2 separate regions of the Mus musculus genome follow, and region 2 is linked to region 1. Evidence: chromatin loops called from intact Hi-C (ENCODE). Cell type or tissue: left cerebral cortex. All regions are shown on one strand.

Region 1 (8,000 bases):
AGTAGGAACTATTTATGGAATGGAAGAATGAATGAAATATGGGTAGGCACAGGGCTGTGGGAACCAAGCAGTGAACACCAGTGCAGAGTGAAGGTGACGCAGATGCTGCAAGCATCCTCAAGAAGATGACACCAAGAACTTGGGTTGCTGTCCACATGGTAATGTGGTGTTTATTGTTGCTATGGGTAACCACAAGGGATGCATGCCTTGCTCAGGTGTGCAGCTCATTCAACTGATTTCTGGTAAGCACATAACCTTGGAAAGAACATTATCACAAACCCAAGCATTCCACTGTTAGCCTTAATTCTGTCAAAAAGATGCTCCGTGGCGTTAAAGAGGACCTCTTAGTTCCGCAGAGCCTCTGTTTCCCCACGTTTGGAATGAGAAGGACAACTGTTCTTTCTGCTTCACAAGGCTATTGTGGGATATATACCAGATCACATGCATATGAGTTGAAGTTAGTGGCTACTTGTCTGTGTGGTTTGAGGGTATGAGCGCAAATTTGGGATGTTACCTACATGAATAGAGAGGTAAAAATCAAGTGTTAAGTATGTGTCTGGCTGTATGAAAAAGATTAGTTTCTCTTTTGCTTGAAATGTGTGTGTGTGTGTGTGTGTGTGTCTCAGAGAGAGAGAGAGAGAGAGAGAGAGAGAGAGAGAGAGAGAGAGAGAGAGAGAGAGAGAGAGAGAGAGAATCCCTCTATATACTTACACATGCTCCTCGAGGGCTGGTGTTTTGCATACTCAAGAATTTGCAAGTAGATCATATGATGTGCCTGTCCCAGTGGGTATGCATGCTGCCTGTCTAGAGTGTATGCTTCTATTTCTATATGTTACCAATGTTTCTAGCCCCCCACCCTGCCCCGTGCCTGCTATAGTATAGGCTGCTGATGCTGAGAGATATGGATTTTGCCAAGGAGCTCACAACATCTCTATAATGGTGTCTTTATCAATGAGTGCTTGTGTGTACACATGTACATTTGTACTTCTTCCAGATACCCCCAAAGAGAACATAGACTGGCTGCCTCTGCTTCCTCAGACTGGCCCCTTCTATAAGGCTTCTTTCCAAGTGCATGAGTTATAGCAGTTGAGCAGAGCTCATTAGCCTGGCATGTTCTACACTGATGGGGGTCTTCTCAAACAAAGAACATCATTTACCTATTTTCCACACCCAACAGGGCTCACTGGGCTGAACCCGGGTTCTCTATCTCAAAGGCTAGAGCAAGTTCTCAGCTAGATTGCCCTCCACCCTAGCTTTGACCCTGTGCTGCCACACTCATTTCTACTCTTGCAACGCTCATCTATCCTGCTACTTTTACCTTCCCTCGAGAGTGTATTTGAATGGATGCAATGCATATGTAGAAGTAATATTTCTTTACACCAGTCTTAGAAAATCAATTCTGTGTTTTCCCCCAGAGGAATAGAGCAAACCTTAAAGGCTTCGCCCTTGGGGAATCATTCACATCCTCTAAAGTGTGGCTCTGTGGCCTCTGAAGTGTGACCTTGTCCTTAGCCTTGGGTTGCTCTATAGCCTCACTGGTGTGCATGACAGAGCATTTGTTTCCTCCGTGGTCCATAAAATTGAGCCGGGATCTGCCATACAGTGATGACCTTAGGAGTCAATCTTGTGTGGATATCCTTGGTCACCCTTGACATGGTGGGGAAGGGGTACTTGTCAAAGCAGGACTCCAGAGGGGGCAGTATGAACTCACTGCAGCATGCTGTGAAGCATTGGAAGGTCTATTTTACACGAAATAGTCTATCCTCTGGGACTTTGCATGTGTGCTTCAAGAATGAGATCTGGGTATTTGCATATAGCAAGGACTCAGAAGCCACCGTGGGAGCACTCGAGGTGGGGGTGTCTACAGGGGGCAAAGAGGTGCATGGAAGCCCCATGGACATGCAAAAAAGACTCTGGCTTCCCTCTGGACATCTGGTGGCTGTGGGGCTTGTGGTTCCTATAGGTTGGGGTGGACTGAACCTGTTCGTTTTTCTTCCCCAGAAGAGACAGAAGGAGAAGACACCACATGTCGATGTGGGAGCCACGCAGCAGCCACCTGTATGTGTGTACCGGTCTGCGTGTCTGGGAGTGGTCCTGTGTGTGGGCATGGGGATGATGTGGTTTTGTCCTTACCATGGACAAAGTGATACCAAGTGTAAATGTCAGTGTGTGCCTTGGTGTGTGGGTGTGTATGCGTGTTTCCTGCACATCTGTGAACGTGCCCCACTCTGCACCTTTCAGTGCGCTTCTATCAGTGTCTAAAGTATGTGACAAGTGTGTTGTTTGCTCTCGTGTCGGGCCTGCGAGTGGGCACGTGTTCACATTGGCAATTAGTGTTGGTGGGTGTTCTGTTACATCTCTGTGTGGGCCTCCATGAAGGTGTGTGTGGGCCCATGTGCATATCTCTTTAACAGTTGGTGGGTGTGTACCCACGGGCATGTGAGGGAAGGAGTGGGTGTCTGCCCTTCCAGCTGAGGAGCCCACGCCTGCGTTCTGTGTGTCATGTTTGTGTGTTCCTGCTGCCTTGTGAATGCTCATTGGGCCTCTGAGCTGAAATGCTCCACAGTTAGTTGGGGCGTCGACTGCTGGTGGTCTCTGAATATAGTCTTTTGTGGGTTTCATTAGCTGTTGCTTTAGGAGCCCACAATCTCCCTACCTTTCCTGGGATGCTGCCATTGTTAGAATATAGTGGCTGCTTGCCATGGTCAGTATCTTTGTTGGTCTCTGAATATGGTGCATCTCAGCCCCTGATATTCCAGGCTAAAATCTGGATGGAAAGAGGAGGAGAATTTCTGACCTTGAAGGAAGGGTCATTTGTGGGTACATAAGAGACCCCAGCTGATACCCTTAATCAAAGGAGTACTGGGGAGGGATGGCTGGTGAGTCTTTTTACTGCTCGCTGGTCTTGGGGACACTAGGCTCAGTCTTGGGCTGACCCATCCTTACCAAATGGCTATTGCACTGTAGAGGCAGGGACTGAAGTGAAAGATACCCTATACAGGACTTGGAGGTACTGGTCTGACAACTTTCTTCTGTGTAGCCACTCTGCCCCTGGCATCTCTGTGCTTCTTGTCTGAGATCCTCCCATTAGCTCCTTCATCATGACCCCTGCTCACCATGGCCCCTGTAAAGCTGCCATCTCTGACTTCTACATGTGCTACCAGGTTCTAACTGCAGCCCTTGCCCTTTCTTCTTTGTCAGGAGGGAGCGGAGGCGCCGGCACCACATGTCTGTGTGGGAACAACGCACCAGCCAGCTGAGGAGGCACATGCAAATGTCTAGCCAAGAAGCCCTCAACAAAGAGGAGGCCCCGCCAATGAACCCCCTCAATCCACTCAACCCACTGAGTCCTCTCAACCCCCTCAATGCTCACCCCAGCCTTTATCGGAGGCCCAGGCCCATTGAGGGCCTAGCCCTAGGTCTGGGTCTTGAAAAGTGTGAAGAAGAACGCATCAGTCGTGGGGGCTCCCTCAAGGGGGACATAGGGGGCCTGACTAGCGCCCTGGACAACCAGAGGAGCCCCTTGTCCTTGGGCAAACGGGAGCCACCGTGGCTGCCTAGATCCTGTCATGGAAACTGTGACCCAATCCAGCAGGAGGCTGGGGGAGGAGAGACTGTGGTGACTTTTGAGGACCGGGCCAGGCACAGGCAGAGTCAGAGGCGAAGCCGGCATCGCCGAGTCAGGACTGAGGGCAAGGACTCTGCCTCTGCATCCCGAAGCAGGTCTGCCAGCCAGGAGCGGAGTCTGGATGAAGGGGTGTCCGTTGAGGGGGAGAAGGAACATGAGCCTCACAGCAGCCACAGGAGCAAAGAGCCGACCATCCACGAAGAGGAGAGAACCCAGGACTTAAGGAGGTAAAGGAGTCCCAGGAGGGCACTGAAGAGATGTAGTTCAGGTTTCTGTGAGGAATTCTGTGATGGAAACCTATATGGGCCTCCGTTTTCCCTTTTATAAGATAGAGATGATGCCTAAACACCATCTAAAAGTCACGGCTTAATTTAACAGGCAACCTAACCCCTGCGGAAACAATGTTCTATTCCAGAGCAGCTCGGCTGAGAGTGGAGCCTGGATAGATGGATAGATGGGAATCAGTCAGTGAGCATGGCCCATGAGTGTTTGCCTCACTGTGTCTGGATGCAGATGGAAGATAGAATATGCTGTCAGGCCTGCTCCTGTTCCTTCTCCCTTTCCTTTTAGCCAGGTGCATCCGCCACTCTAGAACAGCTTCTGAAACATAACCATCTCTTGGTCTTTATTCTCAGGACCAACAGTCTGATGGTCCCCAGGGGCTCTGGACTGGTAGGGGCTCTTGATGAAGCAGAAACACCTCTAGTCCAGCCCCAACCTGAGCTGGAAGTGGGGAAGGATGCAGCTCTGACAGAGCAGGAGGCTGAAGGCAGCAGTGAACAAGCCCTTCTTGGGGACGTACAGCTGGATGTGGGCCGGGGCATTAGCCAGAGTGAACCGGATCTCTCCTGCATGACAGCCAACATGGACAAGGCTACCACGGAGAGCACCAGTGTCACGGTCGCCATCCCTGATGTGGACCCCTTGGTGGACTCGACAGTGGTGAACAGTGAGCACAGTCCCTGTTCTGTCACCCCCTCCCACCCAACTGGAGCTGAAGACAGCTGGCTCTGGGGCCCCTCTACTAAAGCTCTAACAAATAATAGAAAGGCACTCCAACAGGACTAAAACATTTTTCACAGTCTTGAGACAGTGTTCTCCTACAGAGTTAGACTTCCCGCAACTGTATTTTTTTTTTTATCCTGTAGAACTTGGTCCTATGAGTCTTCAAAGTGGTTACATGTGAGCTTATAGGCAGTTGCGTCCTGGTGTAACCAGATGGCATCCTTGTGACCTCTGGGAGAACTAGGAGATATCCTGGGGTAGACTAGCAGATAGGTGTTGCTATGGTTACTGTTCTGCTCTAAAGGCCTGCATCTTTGGAGGCCTCGGTGCCACCTATAATAGATTCCCCTGAGATCATCCCTGCGCTAACATTTCCTGACTCTATTATTCCTATCAATTCTCTCTCTCTCCTAGGAGCTCTCAGTCACACTTTCCCATCAAGACTCTTTCATGCAGAGGTTAATCTCGAAACACTGACAGAAAACTCAAGGGGAAAGCATTTAACCTACTACCTTACTGGGCCAGTACCCACCTTTTCCTGGACCACATTTCTCTCTTGCATTCATGTTATCCCTGTCCTCACCCTGACCACATATTCCATGATGACATCAATCCTATGTCCAGTTCCTGTATTGCCTTACCCTAATCACTGCCTTGTACCTAATCTCTGCCCCAGCCCTAAATCCCTTCCCTGCTTTAATCCCATTCCTCATTCTGACTTGAACCCTGCACCTCTTCCCTTTTTACTCATTCCCTTTATTCTTATCCCCACATGTCACCCTTGCATTAATCCCACACCCTATAATCTGCCCCCTACCCTATCCTTGCATTCATCCACAGGCTATCCCTGCCCCTACACCCATCTCTGCATTAATCTCGCTGCTGTCCTGTGATCACAGGTTATGGTCATGGGGTTCTATCAGTGTGTGTTTTCCTTCTCTTTCCATCTTCTGTCCTGTGACAGTCTCCTCGTCTCCCTTTCTGCCTCTCTACCTCTGCTTCCCTTCCACTCTTGCTTCAAATCATCTGCCCTCTGAAACAACAGATCAGCTTTAAAAAATTGTAAATCTCCCATGCCCCGTGCTTGCTGGGGTGGACTGGGGCATGTTTCAGGATTGCAGGTCCACAGTCACTTTTAATGTCTGTCTGATTTTGTACTTTTATAAAATAAGAAGTGCTTTGGAGCCTCTTTTTATAAGAAACAACATTAGCTTCACCATCTCTCTGTTTTCACGCTAGGGCTGGTGTGGATCCTGCATCACAGTACAGTATGCGATAGGAAGATTTTAGGTACTTAGCTATTAGAAGGTCCCAACATGGGCCAGGACCATAAAGGTACCATGAGTCTCAGGGTAGTGCCACTTCTTGGCCATAGGGACGTGGGGGTGGGGTGGTTCCCCAGGCTTTCTCTCCACACTGACAGCTTTCTTCCCCCCCACCTCCTACTTGAGCACAGAAACAGAAAGTAGCCACCTGACATTGCTACGTGACCCCTGTCTGCTTCTTCCCCCCCAGCACTGGAACGCAGTCACAGGCATATATTCACATGAATATTACATTTCCATTTCTATATTCATCGTGCTGGAGAAGGTACAGCCAGAGAAGCCGTATGCCGAGAGTAATGGTTTCTTGAAATCTTCCACTGCAGAGATCTTCTGAAGGTGTATAGGATTTCAGATTAGCTGTATGACCTTAGGGAAGGCATGTAGACTCTGAACTTCAGGTGTTTTGTGTTTTTTTTTAATCTGTATAATAGGAATAATAGTGTATACCACTTAGGTGTGGTTAATATGAAAATTAAAGTTCAGTGGATGAGCTGAAAAAGAATGTGGAGTCGAGACATAATTTCTGAATTGTGAAAGCTTGGTAGCTGCAGTGGTGTGCTGTTTCCGACACTACAAAAGTCCAGCAATAAAAGGGAAGCTATGGTTCTTACTTCTATGACACAAAAGGCTGTAGTATGTAACGTGGGTATGGGTAGGGATAAGAAGTGGAAGACTTGAGGTAGTCCTCCTCTGGGGAGGAGTCCTCATTTGGAGGACTGATGCTGTCAGGGTACCTTCCCAGATCATCTTTGGCATCCCCTTCCTATCCTATCCATTCTGTTCCCAACTGAAATGAAAAAGCACACCTGTCTGCGGGTTTCTGAAGATTAAAACCTTTCTGCTTGCAGTTAGCAACAAGACGGATGGAGAAGCCAGTCCCTTGAAGGAGGCAGAGACTAAAGAGGAAGAAGAAGAGGTAGAGAAGAAGAAGAAGCAGAAGAAGGAGAAGCGAGAGACTGGAAAAGCCATGGTGCCCCATAGCTCTATGTTCATCTTCAGCACCACTAACCCGTGAGCTATGCTCCTGTTGCATCCCACTATGGTACTAGGAGAGAGAGCCAGTATTTGAGCCAGACTGGGATGATGGAGAGGAAGTAGGGAGCCCTGTTATCTTCCTGAGTCCTCCTGGCAGAGAGTAGCTAGAAAGGGAAATATTTGGAGCCCAATAAGTAAGGTAGGGCATTAAGTTGAACAGCCTCTCATCTCTGTGTCCATAGTTCCCACGGTAACTAAAGACAGAATACAGGAGAAATATCACAGGAAAAGACCCTTCCTTGCTCTTTGATCAGCAGTTAGAATAAGGAAAATGAAGGCAGTCTCCTTGAGGATGTCTACAGATATTCTAGAAGAGGAAACACTATGGACCCTAAGATGGTCAAACATCTACTGGAGTTTAAAGGTTTGATACCTCTGTTCTGCATATGGAGTTTTGGAAAGAGTTTCCTCTCCCAGGGCAGAGGTAGAGGAATGAAGAAGGTGTGTTAGAGAAGAATCTAGAATGTTAGGTTCAAGAAATATGGAACTAAGAAAAGGGTGTGAGCCTTGTGCCCTATAATTGGCATATAGATTGGCTTCTGAGACAGGAAAGCGACCTTCTGTGGCCATGTGGGCAGGGTTCAGGCACATCTGTGGGATGGGAGGAAGCCGGGTTAAGATGCCAGATCATCAAAAGTTGTAGTATAGAATAAAGATATTTCCATCAGAATAATCAGGAAGCCATAGAAACATCCTCATCAGGGCATTTGTTTCTTGTGTTTCTTGGTTCTTTATGATTTCCTAGGCAGGTCCTGGTTTCATTGCTTAAGGGAGAAGACACCAAGATGCATCAGAGGACATCACATGCCGCTGGGGATTGCGTAGTCTCACGTGGCTGTTCCTCACGGCTCACTCATGTGTGCAGATAATGAATCTTGGCTTTCGTGACATAGCCTCTAACCAATCTGATTACCTTTCTCCACCAGGGCCTGGAATCAAGGGGTGGTGCTTGAGAAATTAAATTGCTCTCCCTGGTGGCTTCCTTTGTCAAGGGCCTGGCTAGCTGG
Region 2 (8,000 bases), 260 kb before region 1:
TGTCCTTCACAGGTGTACATTTCAAAACTGCCCTCGAGTCCGTATCATGTGGAGATGCCTTATTCACTCCGATTATTTTATACCGAGTGGGTGCAACCAGCCGCTCAGTGTAGGAGAGGCTGGGGGAGAGAGGGTGCAGTGATGGACAGCTGGTGACTTAATCTGCTGTTGGTTCCCACCCAGAGGGCACCAAGAGAGGCACGATGGGTAAACAGTCTTTTGGTCTCAGGCTCCTCCTAAGGCTCGGCTTCAGCTGTAAGCTGCTTTCTCTGCTCTGGGAGCATAACCTTCAAGAGAATCCTTCAGAAAGGGGAGCTAGCTAGACAGGCGTGGCAGTTGCAGCGTCCACACTGAACCCTTCCCTTCCTAGGCACCCCCTTACTTGTTCTGGCATCTAACACAGTACCAGGTACACAGACTGCACTCATTATATATTTGTAGAATGGATGAATCAATCTAAGCCCAAGTAGGCTGAGTGAGCTTTGCAGAATGTGGGCTCCATTGATGTGTTTCCTGAAACAAGAGGCCAAGAGGGTGGGGTGAGGGGGGCGGGCTGCTTCGGTTAGTGGTTCCTACTCTCTGATCACCCTCAGTAGCAGGCACAGGAGCTCTGCTGAGTCTCTCTCACTTACCTTGACCTTGGCAGAGCAGCACAAGTGGTCCTCTAGGTGAGGAGGCGAGGAGGGCAGAGATGGGGCCAAGATCCAGTCTTTCCAGTCAAAGGCTCTAAATCGCTGCCGTTGACTTTCCAAATGGCAGTTAACATCTAGTAGGTCAACATATTTGCTTGTTCATTCAGGCTGAACAGTGATCTCATTTGATGCCAAAAAAAAAAAAAAAGGATTAAAGAAGTGAGGCTACATCTCTGTGATTCCAGACACGGGGCATGCAAATAGAAATGCAGGTGGCATAGTCGACCCCATGTATCTTGTATGTAGTTTCCAGCCGGAGCTCTCATATGGTGGGTTGTCCTCCCAGGCTACAATACTGGGGCATCATGGACTGATTGCTTTCACTGGTTGCCTCCATTTGAAAGGACTGTCTTCTTCTTAGTCTCTTTCTGTGCACTCCATGTCCTATTTCTAGGAGAGAGCCTTTCAGGAAACGGTCTCCACTGTTTATCCTTTAAACTCTATGTTCTTAGAGTTCTTAGACCATTTCTAGTTTATCTTTGAGCTCCAGAAGTCCAAGAGAAATGTCCAGCACATGAAAAGGGCTTTATGAATATGTGCCAAGTGGTTTATGAATTCATGAATCAGTAAACATCCAGCCCTCTCAAGTAGCATGGGCCTTTGGATTTCTGATACTGCCCCAGTCTTGCCCTTTTCTTTTCTCTTTCTGCTGGGTATTGAACCAAGGGCTGTGTACATGCTGGATAAGCACTCTGCCACTGGGCCACATCCCCATCCTTGAGTTTGGGAGATAGGGCTCACTGTGTATCCCAGACTGATCTCAAAGTGGGAATCTGATTGCCTCCCTTTTCCCGAGTGCTGGAATTACAGGTATATAACACCACACCTAGCTTTATTCCTTTTTTGACCATATCTTAGGCACTTATATGTTTCTACTCCCCAATCTACCCCCAGCCCTCAAACCAAAGCCATTCAATGACTGTATTCTGTCCTTTCTGAAACAGAAAGCTACCCATTAGTCACAAGGTGCCTGTTGTGTGTTATCCCACTTTCAGTGACATAGACAAGACATGGGAAAGACACTTACACAGCACTTACTGTGTGATAGGTGCCACTCCAAGAGCTATATACAGATCAACGAACACTCTTTCATAACAGTCTATTGGTATGGTGTATTCTTATTTAATCCCCTGGGAGACTCTTAACTTAACTTCATGCCTTTCTTCTGCAATACTAACCTCATGTCTGTGACCTAACTCTTAAGCAAGGAAGACATTGTTTGACATACATCACCTTAACAGCAGCCACTGCAATAAGGAATCTGAGGCTTATTATTATCAGGAGAGCTGACTGCTGTTTCCCAGCTCTCTGTCACTGGAAAAGTCCCTTACTTTCTGGGCCTCAGATAACAAATAGAATATGTCTCACATCTCTGCAGCAAAGAAGCAGTAAGATGTCCTTAGTGCTGTTATTACTGAAGAGGTGTTGAGTTACCATTAAGTGATAGGTTCAAAAATTCCTTTGGGCAAGTTCCAGCTGTTTGATCAACTGATAGGTACTGGTATTCTGTGGTTCCTTAAACCCAGGTCTGCGAGATGCTCGTTCCAGGGCTGGACATTGTTATATAAGGATGTGAAATTCCATTTTCCGCCAGAGTCAAGGCTGTGCGGTGCTGTGAATGCCAGCAGCCTCCCGAGATGTCTGCATTTCCATCCTGCTCTTCTGCTCCGCTGTGCATTTGCACAAGGTTTCCTGCCAACTTTGTCTTAGGAACCCACTCCCAAGCCCTCTCTGCATTATGTTCCTTAGAGCACTGTTTTGCATAAGAGTCTATTTCTTGGAAAAGCTCAATAAGGAGAAAATAGAACAAAGGGGCCTCTGATAGTTTAAGCACAAGCCACCCGAGTGTAATTGGCAAGGCAGAGTGATCAGGATTGGTGGGAGGGGAACATGTCTTCAGCCAAGGCCCAGATTTTCAGATTCCTCAATGAGTGGCTAAAATCTTATATGAAGAGGGCCCAAAGCCTGTGAGGTCTGGAAAGATCTTTGTGAATGAATGGGGTAGATTCTCAACTCACCACTCTGTATGCCTTGGCATGTGCTCCACGGCCTGCCTGGTCTGGGGATACTGAAATGGCTTTGCCTCCCTTCTCTTACATACGAGGCTGAAAATACTCCTGTCAGTCTTCCTCGATCTTGTCTGACAGTTGAATTGTTCACAGGAGTATCAGGGATACAGGAAAAAGGATTCTGAAATGTAATAATCTGTATATGTTCAATAATCTGGGAAAGTTTTTCAGTGGCTTCCTCTGCTCCTATTGAATTCTGAGTCTGCAGATCACAGCTTGCAGGGAAACATGCAGAACATTTGGCTGCTACATCCTGAGCATCCCTCACCCCCGATCTCTCTCTCTCTCTCTCTCTCTCCTCCTCACCCCTCTGCTCCTCCCTCCCGTGTGTGTGTGTGTGTGTGTGTGTGTGTGTGTGTGTGTGTGTTGGTAACCTTGTGCCCAATAAGGGGGTATGAACTTCTTGGGAGCTGTGAGAGGAATTGCTGGTAGTGTGAAATGGAGGGTGTAGATCTCGACAAAGTTCCACTGAGAGTGGCATAGAGCTGGTGACTGATTTAGGACTTCTGAGCTCTCAAGGTTGGTTCCTGAGGTACTGTATTGCTAAGTACTTGTACTCAGAGTGCTGTCTCAGGAGTGACCAGTAGATGGTGCTCTGGCAACAGGGAAATAAGACTTCTGGCTCCCTGAGGCTGAGAAAAGGGTTTTCCAAGGGTTTTAAAACTGGTTTCCAGAGTTCTGATCAGTTGCTGCTTCTCCACACTTCCATTTGTGGTCTTTAAGAGAACAGTAAAACCAGGGGGAAACATACTTACCAGATTTCCATACAAGGATCATGATGGCAATGTTCTGGCCACTCCTGATAGTTCCCTTTAGTGTGGTTCCTGGAATATTTAGGCACCGGTCAGAATTCATCTTGAGAGTAGGAGGCAGGGCATCCACAGGCTTAGCATCATTGTGTCTCCACTTGATGATATACACGTTGCAATTATGTAGCATGGCTATTAGAAACTGAAAATCAGATCCATTAGATGTTTACACTCTGCCTTTTATCAGATCGGAACCAACACCTCATGACTCCGAAGCTCTGCTGTTCTGTGGTCTGAATCAGCACCTTAATTCACGCTCCTCTGGGCTGTGAGGGCTATAGTAGTGCCCTGCTGTAGGGCTTATGTACACTGGTAGCTATAACAATCGCTGGTGCAATTTAATCTTTAAAACGGTATCCACCTGACAAGTTGCAAAGTGAAGAGAAGGAAGCCAGTATAGAGACCCAGAGGTCTTAAAGCTCTCAAAGCTGTGACATTCAGGTTGAAGGGGAAAAGAGAAGAACACGCCTCAGCTTTGCTGCCCTTAAACCAAGCCCCCTTCTAAACCTACTGATGCCATAATATTTTCCCTGGCCCTCTGGGACTGCTTCTCCAAGAATCCTAATGAACTCTACCACAGAGCCATTCCTGCTCCCGAGTAAACTCTGCCTAGATGTTGGTAAAGCCTGCTCCGTGGGAATGCAGGAAGGCTAGGCTCAGCCCCATGAGGTCCCAGTGTGGCCAGTGTATTGTCTTGCATATTCTAGGCTTCTAAAGAATTCAGCAGTCACAGGACTCACAGAGTATGGAAGAAAGAGGAACCCGAATCAGTACTAGATTTTGGCTTACTGGGTAAAGAGACAAGGCAGGAGTCCTTAGTCTTTCTCGGAAGTACTTGTGGAAGGTAAAAGGCTAGTGTGCCCTGTTTAGCAAACAGACACAGAGGCATGATGAGGAAGGTGTTATGTCTCATCCTTGAAGTGAGCTTTAGAGCAGAGCTTGCTAGGCTATACAATCTCGTGGAAGTTATGAAAGACACATCATTTATGTCATCATCCATATGGCTCATTATTTAATCCCCAATGTCTAAAATAGTGTCTGTTGTGGGGAATGTACGCAAATATATTTGCTAAATGAATGGTTTGTATGGCTCCTCTGCTATGGAAGATCAGATTTTTTTTAGTCCCGTGAAGTTTACAGAGCTCTGAGATAGCCACTCTGTCTAGGTGACCATCTAGTGAGACTTCACAGCCACCTTCCTTTACTCTGTCTCCTAATAAGCTCCTCGGCAAAGTGAGATCACAATAACAGGTGGCACTGGCACACTTCCAGCCGAGATTTGATCTGAAATGATCTCCGATGAATCCCAGGGTCAACACTCGCTTCCTGAGGGCAGGGGTGATTGCAAGGCATCCCTGTGTTGAGGCCATTTCTTTGCATTTCTTGTACACAGACCCTTTTCTGTCACACACACCTACACACTCAACATTCTCATACAACAGACATGTATCAGTGCACACACATAGACACTCACAGACACATACAAGTAGGAATACACGTGCCCAACACCCAGACACCACTTTATCTCTTAATCAGTTAATTTCACACACTGCCTTTCAGGCCTGCCGAGGTGGCGCTGCCCTCATGGTGACTTCCAACACTGGGGCTTTGGTTTGCCTTTGCTTACGTCTTCAGCCAGCCCTTGCCCTCAGCGCTTCCTTCGCTTCCGTAGAAAGGTTATGGATACAACTATGTGTTGAAGCCAAGGGTGAACATAAGTCAAGGAAAGTATGTTCCAGACAGTGCAGATGATGGGAGGGGACAGGGATAGACTGTCCACGGAGTCTCCTGTAGGCAAGGACTAGATTGTTAAACACAGAGCTTCTTTCTCTGGACTACATGTCCTCCCTCTGCAGCTCAGACACTTTTTTTTTTAAAATGACATAGGTTTGAGAAGATCAATGGACCTTGGTTGAAAGTAAAAGGTGGTGGTGGGTGGGAAACCCCCTTTGTTAGGATTTTGAGGGCACTTTGCTTAGGCTCTCTGTCTGGGGATTGGAATATCTGGGCCACCTGCCAGGAGGAAAGTGGAACCCAATCTAGAAGGCTGCTTTGTAAGGTCCCTTAGGGTCCATAGGACAGAAGGTCCCAGAGAAGCAGAGGTACTTCTCTATGAGGTCTGTTAAGTGTTGGTTTAGGAAGAGGGCACTCTCTTTGCCCTGGGGATCCCTGTTGATGGTAGTGGAACCTAGGAGATCCAAAGCAGAGGCTACAAGATCCTAGGGTGGGGTGCACAAGTCCCTACTCTCCACTAGAGCAGTGGCGAGCAGAACCCTATGCAGAGTATGGAAAGAGGCACAGCCCTGAGTACCCTTCCTAGGACCAAAGAGAGTGTTCCTGGACAGGTCTTTGATCTGTTGCAGAGAGTCTGCAGGCATCACCAGCTTCAGTGGGCCTCTCTTTTCCATCTCCTGAGGGAACCGCGACTCTTCCTTGGACCCTTGCCTAGGTAGCCTTCAGTCAAACGAATTCACAAGCCAAACCAGCCTCACCACGCTGGACTCTGAGAGCCCCGCCCCCGCGTCTCTCTCGGATCCTTGGCCACCTTGCTGCGCTGCTGCGCTGTGCTCCTCAACCTGCCCTTAAGCATCGTCTCTGCTCTCTGTAGCCAGGAAGGCCGGGAGGAGAAAGAGCTGGTCTTTGGTGAGGAAGTTCGGTATGTGGATTAAGTCCTATGCCCTGCCATCACTAGCTAGGCTGACTGCAACCTGTTCCTCACTGCGACCGCCCGCCCGCTCGCTCGCTCGCTCTCCCACCCTCTTCCCGGCGCAGCCGCGGATCGCTGTTGCATGCTGATCCTGGGAGGCGGCGGCGGCGGCGGCAGCGGCGAGCGCTCTGGGCGGATGCTGGCACTTGGGCTTCGCTGCTCTCTGGTTGCTGCTCAACTTCTACCCCAAAAGCAGGAGCTGTGAAGTCATTTGCCCCTCTCCGGCTGGTTCGACTTCTCATCTTCATTTTTCGGGCGATGCGGTTTACGCAGGAACCTTAGTACCGCTCTCCCCCCCACCTCCATCTCCCTCTCTCCAACCTTTGGATGCATCTCCGCTGGCAGATTTAAAGAGCCAAGTCTTGGCTGTGGAATTTCTTAGATGGACTTGCAGGGGCTGGCGTTCTAAAGCATGTCACCGTAGCTGGCCCTTGTCTTTTTTTCTTTTCATTTTTTTCAAAGTTCTTTTGTTTTCATTTCCTTCTTCCTCTCTACCCCTCACCCCGACCAATAAATCAGCAAACTGTTACCTAGCGGACCAGTGCCTGCCTTTCTCTCAGCCAGGTGGTACGTGTGCCAGAAGAGGAGCTATGTTTGAGGACCGACCTTCTCCACCCCTCTCCGGTCCCTGAACACCACCCCACGCTGGCATTTTGGGGGAAAATATTCCCTCTAGAAGCCCTACCCCCTTCTTCTTCTTCTTCTTCTTTTTTTTTCTTGAGGAATGGAGCTTCGCAGAGGTTGCCTTTAGATTCAACAGTTCAGAGCAGGGCTGAAGAGCCTGCAGGGGTCCCCAGAGGCGGTGGTCCCTGCGCCTGTGTGGATAAGGCTCTGAGCCTGCCTGTGTCTTTTCTGCCTCTTGTTGTGTGCGGGTGTTCGGCGATCACCTTTGTGTGTCTTCTGTCTGTTTAAACTTCAGGATGGCTCGCTTCGGGGAGGCGGTGGTCGTTGGCAGGCCAGGCTCAGGCGATGGAGACTCGGACCAGAGCAGGAACCGACAAGGAACCCCCGTCCCGGCCTCGGGGCCGGCGGCCGCCTACAAGCAGTCAAAAGCGCAGAGGGCGCGGACTATGGCTTTGTACAACCCCATACCAGTCCGGCAGAACTGTTTCACGGTCAACAGATCCCTGTTCATCTTCGGAGAAGATAACATTGTCAGGAAATACGCCAAGAAGCTCATCGATTGGCCATATCCTTTCTTACCCACCATGACTTCCCTCTCCCCCTTTGCATTCCATCGGGTGAGGGGGGGCACCTAGCATGGAATCTATTCCCCACCCCTTCCTGGTGCCAAAATTTGCCCCTTTGCTCAAGTGCACCCTACCTTGTTGCATTCACGGGGCAAGCCTGATGCCCCGGAGACCTATTTGGGCAGTAGTGGTTTTCAAGGTAAGACTTTTGGTTTTGGGGATTATTTTCCATGTGGAAATCTCTAAGTGTACTTAGGTGCCTGGTGTGGAGACATCTGCCTCTTTCTGGGCTTTGTCTGTTTCTTGGCCACCCCCAAAGTCCTAACCCTTTCAGAAGCTGCACTCCATGTGGTTTGGCTTACCTCAAATCTCAAGGATTCTTTCATAATCAGTTCTCTCTTTTCCACCACTTAAGCCAGTCCCTCTGCTCCCATTCCTACCAGCTGGGAAGACACTTGCACTGTCTGCCAGCAGAGAAGTTGAGGTTCTGGGAGGGATTTGCCAGATGAGAAGCTCCAAAGAGTAGACCCATG

What was found. A loop is a pair of places that touch in the nucleus more often than their neighbours do. Peaks named below come from ENCODE experiments on the same cell type or tissue, not always from the same donor. Only the 100,000 strongest peaks of a DNase experiment are listed, where the experiment ranks them.
Region 2: it touches region 1 in a loop (2.8-fold over the local background); 2 of 42 quality-filtered maps call a loop at or near these places.

The regions. Positions count from the first base shown.
Region 1 is chr1:154,467,915-154,475,914 of GRCm38, reverse strand. It overlaps Cacna1e (calcium channel, voltage-dependent, R type, alpha 1E subunit), which reads left to right. Exons shown (of 47, transcript NM_009782.3): 19 at 2,002-2,058; 20 at 3,202-3,855; 21 at 4,264-4,577; 22 at 6,807-6,969. Among named protein-coding and RNA genes, the nearest start is that of Gm30465, 210 kb to the right of the region's middle. In left cerebral cortex, no CTCF peak of the experiment used is centred here; DNase peaks (open chromatin) are centred at 823, 2,217, 2,461 and 3,241; H3K27ac peaks cover 195 bases.
Region 2 is chr1:154,725,117-154,733,116 of GRCm38, reverse strand. Cacna1e (calcium channel, voltage-dependent, R type, alpha 1E subunit) reads left to right here and starts at 7,197. Exons shown (of 47, transcript NM_009782.3): 1 at 7,197-7,466. The coding sequence starts at 7,198. In left cerebral cortex, CTCF peaks have their summits at 3,349 (motif pointing right) and 6,112; DNase peaks (open chromatin) are centred at 7,170, 7,266, 7,516, 7,931 and 4 more places; H3K4me3 peaks cover 2,316 bases; H3K27ac peaks cover 2,620 bases.